Regions from separate parts of the Mus musculus genome. Here region 2 is linked to region 1. A link is a loop called in an ENCODE intact Hi-C map of the cell type or tissue named here. Cell type or tissue: left cerebral cortex. All regions are shown on one strand. Links, peaks and the distances in the headings refer to the core of each region. The heading gives the core; the rest is flanking DNA.

Region 1 (4,847 bases), core at 1-2,500:
TGTCTTGAGCCTCGAGAGAGCCCAGACAAAGCTCCCAGCCACTCCATGCCTCGCGGGACCCATAGGTGGTTAGTTTCACAGACCTGTCAGACCAGGGCAGTTAGCAAAGAATGGAAGCTTAACTTCTTCCCGAAGTTTTTTTCCTGATAGGAGGAAGTCCAGAGGACTAAAGCACAAAAAGGCCTGGGAAAGTTTTGACTGCTTCAATTCTCTGCCAAACCATCACCTAGACCAAGGTGCGCAGAGAAGGAAAAGCTGGGGCACACGTGTTCAGAAACACAGCAGAAATGCAACTTGAGCAGTCCTAAAGACAACCTGGAAAATTGCTTAAGAGACCCCAGTGGTGGAAAGGCACGTCCAGGTACCAGAGACTGGATCAAGCAGAGCCCAAAGGGAAGCCGGCTACCCCGACGTCACCAAAGTAGGGTGCGCCTGAGCTGTGTGCGAGAGGAAAGGGAGGGGGCGCGATCCGGGAGTCGGGGGAGGGGGTACGTTCGGCCCACTCACCCTCACTGCCGTACTGTTTGCCATTGTTCGCGCCCATCCTGTCGCCGTCATGCCCGCCTCCTCCCTGGACACTGCATAGCTGGGGCGCACCTCCCAGGCGGCGGGGCAGAGGAAAGCGGGCAGGACCGGACCCTTAGCTGCACATGCCCCTTCCAAGGGCCGATTTGGGCTTGGGGGTCCGCAGTGCTCTGCGACCGGAGGGGTGGGACTAGGTCCGCTCCTGGCACCCCCGAGGGTGGCGAGCCAGCTCCAGAGCAACCACCGGAGCTCTCAGATTCCGCGCTCCGGGCGAGTGGGAGCAGCGCGAAGCACAGCCCGCGCCCGGGTGCCGCCCCTAGACTCGCCGCTCCACCGCCGTGGGGTCCCCATGCGCCTCCGCGGTCCCCAGCCGTGCGAGCCGAGCCGCGCCTGCCCCAGGCTGTCCGGCTCCTCGGCCTCCGCCTCCGCCCTGCGCCCCCGTGCGTCCGCGGCTTCCCCGGGGAGGGCGCGGCGGCCACTTGTTGCGGTGCCCCGAGTGAGCAGAGACTTGTGGCCCGGCGCTGCTCGCCTGCGGGCCGGACTTTTGTTAGCGCCAGGCGCCTCCTCTCGCCGCCCAGCGTCAATCACAGCTGGAGCCCCCGGGAGGAAGGCCGGCCCGGAGATGCGCGGCCTTTTAAAGGGGCAGCACGCCTTTTCCGGGCTCCGGCTCCTGGTCCCCGCCAGGGCTCTGGCTCTCCGTGCCACTCGCGAACCCTCCGGCGTGAAGGACCGTGCTGCGCGCTGTGTTTTCTGTGGACTGTGGGCTTCAAGACGTTCTTCGAATTCCCCTGGAGTTGTCTACAAAAAAAATGGCCCATTTGTGACGTTTACTAGAAACATGCAGTCAGTGTCCGGTTCTGGCACATTTCTGGTACCTGTGCTGGCAATCTCCAGCGGCTCCTTGGGTTTCGGGGCTAACGCGAGGAATGGAGGAGGGGTAAGGAAAACTTGAGAGGAACTTAGCAAGGGAGTGGTCTCTGGAGAGCAAAGACATTCCCCGCCCTGAGAAGGAGGTTTCCTGGCTCTGAAGTTTTGAAAGCTTCCGAGACACGACTTTTTTTTCCCTCCTCATTTATTTATTTATTTTTCTTCTTGTAGTTGATGCCATCTTTTATTTAGTAACTTACTACTTCGTTTGGAGATTTACGTGGCGTTTGCAAAGCCCCCTCCTCCTTTAAATCGCCCTTTGGTGTTCCTTCCATTAAATAGGGAAAAAAAAAAGATAGAGAATCTTAATGTCCTACTCCATTTCTATGTAAGTGCCTAGAAAGTCTCACTGAAGATCAGAACGTTGTTCACGCAGATTTTTTTGGTGGTGAAACGAACACGCAGCAGTTTCTCCTTACAGATGTTGTAAATTAAATTAAAGCTTAGTGATATGTTTATCTTTATATATACATAATTCTTGAATAGAAACCCAGGAGTTAGTAAACAATGGCTTCTTATGAGATGATTTGACTTCTTGTAAATTCTCCTTAGATGAGTTCCTACAATGCTCTTCATTAAAGATAAAACATTATGTTTCAAAGTTTAAAATCTATCCTTAACCATGCAGATACCATATTCTTAAGTAAACGTGTAAACGTTCAAAGATAGAACAGAATAATTATTGTGTTGGGAACCTTTTTTGTCTTCTACTCCAAAGCCATAAAAGAATGTTTTAATGTCTTTTAAAATATCTAAACAGTAATGTGTAATTCCTAAACACTTGTCTAATGAGATAAAATTAAAAACATTAAAATTAAAATTAATTTATGATGGGCTCCCTACAAGATTCTGCTAGAAAACACAAAATCAATCTAAAAATGAGTAGACAGCAGGGCTGTCTTCCTGCACAAGATGGATTCTGCCTGGTCCTTGGGGTGACTTTGAAAATCTGAGCAATCTGCCTCCACTCCCCCTCAAAATTGCTAGGGTTGCAGGCATCTGTCTCCTACCTGGGTTTATATGGTGCAAAAGAACAAACCCAGGACTTCATTCATGCAGGGCAAACACTGTCTACCCACCGAGATAATCTACAGCCCTTGGTTCAGGAGGTTTCATGTCTCCATTTAAGAAACTGTGCGAATTTTACCCTTTTGGCAGCTTAGCTGAGGATAGACAGCACTAACTCAGGAAAGCAAGTGAGGCTCATCTCAGGCTTGGTGTGGCATTTTCAGTTTGTTATGCTTATGCTCTCTGTCCCTCTTTGTGGTTTACAAAGTATGGAAATGATGAAAAACAAAACCAAGGCTCAAAAAGTTCAGCCACCCAGAGTCCTCAGAGGAGAGCTCCAGACTACCCAGCTTCCGTCCTACCAGTCCAGGGGTTGCCTTGACTTGGCCATTACTCAACACAGAGTCAATGACCTGGTCTTTTGATCTGCCCATCTACCAAGATCTTTACTATTCAAGTAAAGCTGCCTGGGACAAGCATGTTGTAAAACAAAATAGGAAAAAAAAATGCTTAACATCACTCAAAAAAATAGAAGTTGACACAAATATTTGTTGGCCTACTCGTCATGAACGTTTGAGAACAGTAATCAAAAGAAAGAAAATTAGTATTCTTGTTAAACATCAAGGTGTATTCATATTTGAGTATACACACTACTTTTCAAAATTAAAATGTTGCATAAATGATTTTATGCAGGCCCAAAATTTGTTTTTTGCATACTTACCAACCCCCAAATTTTCATCACCAATTTACAAGCCTCTTGAGAACTAATATGTATTTCACCAACATACTTGACTTCCCAGCCTAGCTCCTAACACAAGGAATCGCTCATCCATCACTTGCAGAATGGATGAAAGCCAAGGAAAGAAATAGCAGTGGCCTATACAGTATTCCATCTTCTCTGTCTATGCCCCTTTAAGGTGCCAACCCACTGAAACATGAGTTTAAGGGAACAGTCTATGTCACCATGAAATGGAGTGAGAAAGCTCGCTCCACAGGATGGAATGAGTACCTCCTGCTGCCAATGGAACCAAAAACAGACTGGTTAGGTCATAGGTCATAGGCCCTAGAGGGGAACCAAATACTATTTTTCTGCTAAATAGACATAGTATTAAATCACCCCTAAGTTCTTAGCATTTACACCCATAGTAGTGCATCTCTCAACTCTTGTCAGAAAAGCTCCTTTGTATATGAGATGGCAACTAGTACAGAGACCCACAAGTGGTCAGTATACAGAGAATAAGACATGGTAGAGGGCTCAGCTCTAAATGGGACATCTAAATCATACCTCCTTCCCACAGGGTTCAGGGTAGCCACAATACAGACAGAAAGACAGAAAGAGCCAATGGTGGCAGAACAAAACATCTTCAGCAAAAACCACTGTTTGCCAGACATGATAGGGCCACTGCACACATGACCCCCGCTGCTGTGACTGCATGCATAAGACCTTCACAAGATCAAGCCAACATCAACCGAAGAGGTTCATGAATTCCCACCCCTACCTGAGCACCCTTTAGCAACCGATAGTTGCTGAGAGATGAAGAGACAGTTTTCTCTTGTGATGTGAACCCAGGAAGACAACCCATGCTCTTGTGAGTGGTCCTATCTCATACACTTATAGGCAGCATTAACTAGCACCTATTTACATTGTCCTGAGTGAGCCTGATACAAAAAAAGATAAACATTCAGGCTATCATTTGCTATTTTTATTTTCATTTCTGTTTTTTATTGTTTTCAGTGTTTGTTTTTGGAGACTCAGTGTTTGTTGGGCTACTTTGATAAACATATTAAATCTCTTATTAATACAAATGTCTTCTTTTCTAGGAGTATGTGTTATTTGTCTTATTGAAGTTAGACGCCAGCTTGATAGTTAACATAGTTGGTTCTTGTATGCCCTAAGCCATAGAGCTTGAGGTTAATATGAACTTGACACTGGTGATAGGCTGTCAGAGCCATGTTAAGGCAGCTGCTATTCTCGGGTGCTCAACAGTTTGCCTCCTTTCTTCCTCTGGTCCTTGGCTTCCAGGTCTTCAAAGGAACACAGTTCTTCTGAGGACACTATAAATAAAGCAGATGTGGAGGCTCTTTGGAAATGCTACTTGGAATCACTCAAAGATAGAACCTCTGTTGAAAATAAATAAATAACTACTGGAAGTCATCACAGAACATACTAGTCTTTGAGGCTGGGGAAATGGCTTAGTTTTTAGAGTATATGAGGCACAAGTGTGTGGACCTGAGTTAGTTCCAGGACAGTCTCATGAGCTGGCCCAGAAGTGCCTCTAAAATCCAGTGCTGTGCTAAGGGGGCTGAGACAGATACCCAAGCCATATGGATTGTTGAACTCCAGGTTCAGTGAGAGACTCTGTCTCAAAGCATAGAGGGGCTAGAGA
Region 2 (2,500 bases), core at 1-2,500, 93 kb before region 1:
GGCTCAGCAGTTAGGAGCACTGACTGCTCTTCCAAAAGTCCTGAGTTCAATTCCCAGCAACCACATCGTGGCTCACAACCATTTGTAATGGGATCCAATGCCCACTACAATGTACTGCTATGCCTCACATACATAAAGAAAGACATCTTTTTTAAAGAATGTCTCCTACAGATTCATATGTTAGAGGGTTGGTTCCCGTTGATGGACATATAGGAAGTACTGGATTCTGAAGGTAATGAACTAAGTCAGAACAATCAGTGAATTGTTAAGGCAATGACATCACAGTCAGAAGTAGAAAGTGGTGCACAGCTGGCAGTAGTAGCTGAGTTCTCAATCATTACCTGTCTGCTGAAGATAAGATAGATATCCAGACTCTGTATCATTCAAAAATGAATTCTACCATGCAGTTTTTTGATGACATTTCTTATATTTTTGGTTGTGAGCCTAGCCTTTAATGGCCGAGCCATCCCTCCAGCCCAGTGACATTTCTTAAAATGATTTTTTAAATTGTTTTTCCCAAAACAAACCTCAGGCCAATTCTGGTATGAATTATCTTACTGCCTCCTGTAAACACAGAAAAATTCTTACAGACAAGAGGGCTTTATTTTAATCTCTACTCTAATTAATCAATCCATCTGATGATTCCCGGCCAACATATTCTCATTTTGCCACATGAGAGAATTAGAGCTGAGGTTTCCCTTCAACTCTGACAACAGGCCATGGCTACTACTCAGCAGGTTTTGTAACCTCTTAGCTTTGCCAAACCTCAGCAGACAGGGACTGGGTTTCTACCTCGCTGTCTTTCCTAGAGAAGCTAAAGTATTGACAGTGTCACCTCCCTTCAGCTTTTAAGGCTTCCCCCTGTTGTCACCCTTTATTCTTACCATTGTACCTGTAGCAGAGCTCAGGTGACAGCTTTGTCCTCCAGCTGCTATACTGGAGGAGGCTTAATTCTCCGACTCAGGGTTACTACTTAGCTAGTATTATGCAGTCCAAGAGTGGTTGGGTTTTCCTTTAATTGCCTCAGGCAATGCATGACTTTAATGGCTAGCCCACAGCCAATGTCACCTGGCAATGTTCTTCCAGAACTTGAATTCTGTTTATTTACTTATTGGTTGATTGACTGGTTGATTGATTGGTGAGTGTGTGTGTGTGTGTGTGTGTGTGTTTATCTGTGTGTCTGTGAATGTGTGTGTGTGTCTGTGAATGTGTGTGTGTCTGTGAGTGTGTGTGTGTGTGTATCTGTGTGTCTGTGAATGTGTGTGTGTGGGGGTCTGTGAATGTGTGTGTGTGTGTGTGTGTGTGTGTGTGTGTGTGTGTGTGTGTGTTACTTTGGATGTATATGCACATGTTCCTGGTCGTTAGAGTTGAAGTTGGGTGTTTTGCTCAATCTCTCCATACCTGATGCTTTGAATCAGAGACTTGATTTGGCTATGGTAGCTGGCTGGGTTTTGTCTCAGCGTCCCAGATGCTGGGCTGGCAGATACATCACACTCAGCTTTTCAGTTGGGTTCTGTAAATCAAAACTCTGGTCCTCACACTTCAGAGGCAGGTGCTTTCCTGTGTGATCTCTTCCCCCAGCCCTCAGACTGCAGCGGAGCACAGACATATATTACCGCACAATTAAAATTGGAGGTAGTTTAACTCAAACACAGGACTTTACCCTTAAGATTTGTAATCTTAATAATTAGATTGACGAATTCAGGCAATTGGAGGTAGTTTAACTCAAACACAGGACTTTACCCTTAAGATTTGTAATCTTAATAATTAGATTGACGAATTCAGGCCTGATCTCTGGGCTGTTCTTTCAACCTTGTGTATCAGCCAGTCAATTCTTGAAATTCCCACAACTCAACATGTACAGCACTGCCTCACATTTCTGATTGAAATCTTGTTATGCTATAATAGTGGTTTTTATAAACAAAACTCCATCTCACCTTCAACTCTCTCAAAATAAACCCACTTTGGTTTTAGAAACCCTTCCTCACTTGGAATGTTGGTACCACTTACAGTCATTTTGGCACTTACTATTGTAAAAAAAAAAAAATCAAAACACCACAGCTGACCTTTTACAGAACACTTGGGGATACACCAGTGTGTTGTTATGTATATTTTCTCACTACACTGCATTCCTATCTTCTTACATGTCCTGGGATCACAGGCACTGCTGCTGTTAACAACACTGTAGCATAGAGCTCTTGGAAAGAAATTATTGCTGATGATTACCAGTCTCTAAATATTTGGAGATAAAAACAAGAGAGACTTAGTCATCCTCCCGACAGGTAGGGTTTTACATGGGAAAGACTGGGCAAATGTCCAGCATTGTACACACCTGGACAGAGAAGCATCTGCAGGAGGAAGAACCATCAGCTCTACCGTGACCAAGAATATTGAGAGTGTGTAACAGAGACCCATCCTGGCATCTTTGTCAACAGCAGCTGGGATGCCATGTCACAGACCCGGGTTATCAGCACAAAGGTTTGTAAGCAGAAATTTTGAG

What was found. Peaks named below come from ENCODE experiments on the same cell type or tissue, not always from the same donor. Only the 100,000 strongest peaks of a DNase experiment are listed, where the experiment ranks them.
Region 2: a loop joins it to region 1, with 2.0 times the contacts of the local background. A loop is called at or near these places in 2 of 42 quality-filtered maps.

Annotation. Positions count from the first base shown.
Region 1 is chr15:26,894,506-26,899,352 of GRCm38, forward strand. It overlaps Fbxl7 (F-box and leucine-rich repeat protein 7), which reads right to left and starts at 1,059. Exons shown (of 4, transcript NM_176959.3): 1 at 508-1,059. The coding sequence starts at 544. In left cerebral cortex, for the core only: a CTCF peak has its summit at 1,017; DNase peaks (open chromatin) are centred at 475 and 1,104; H3K4me3 peaks cover 1,717 bases; H3K27ac peaks cover 362 bases.
Region 2 is chr15:26,801,539-26,804,038 of GRCm38, forward strand. The region is part of intron 1 of Fbxl7 (F-box and leucine-rich repeat protein 7); the gene reads right to left. Among named protein-coding and RNA genes, the nearest start is that of Fbxl7, 93 kb to the right of the region's middle. In left cerebral cortex, for the core only: no CTCF peak of the experiment used is centred there; no DNase peak of the experiment used is centred there.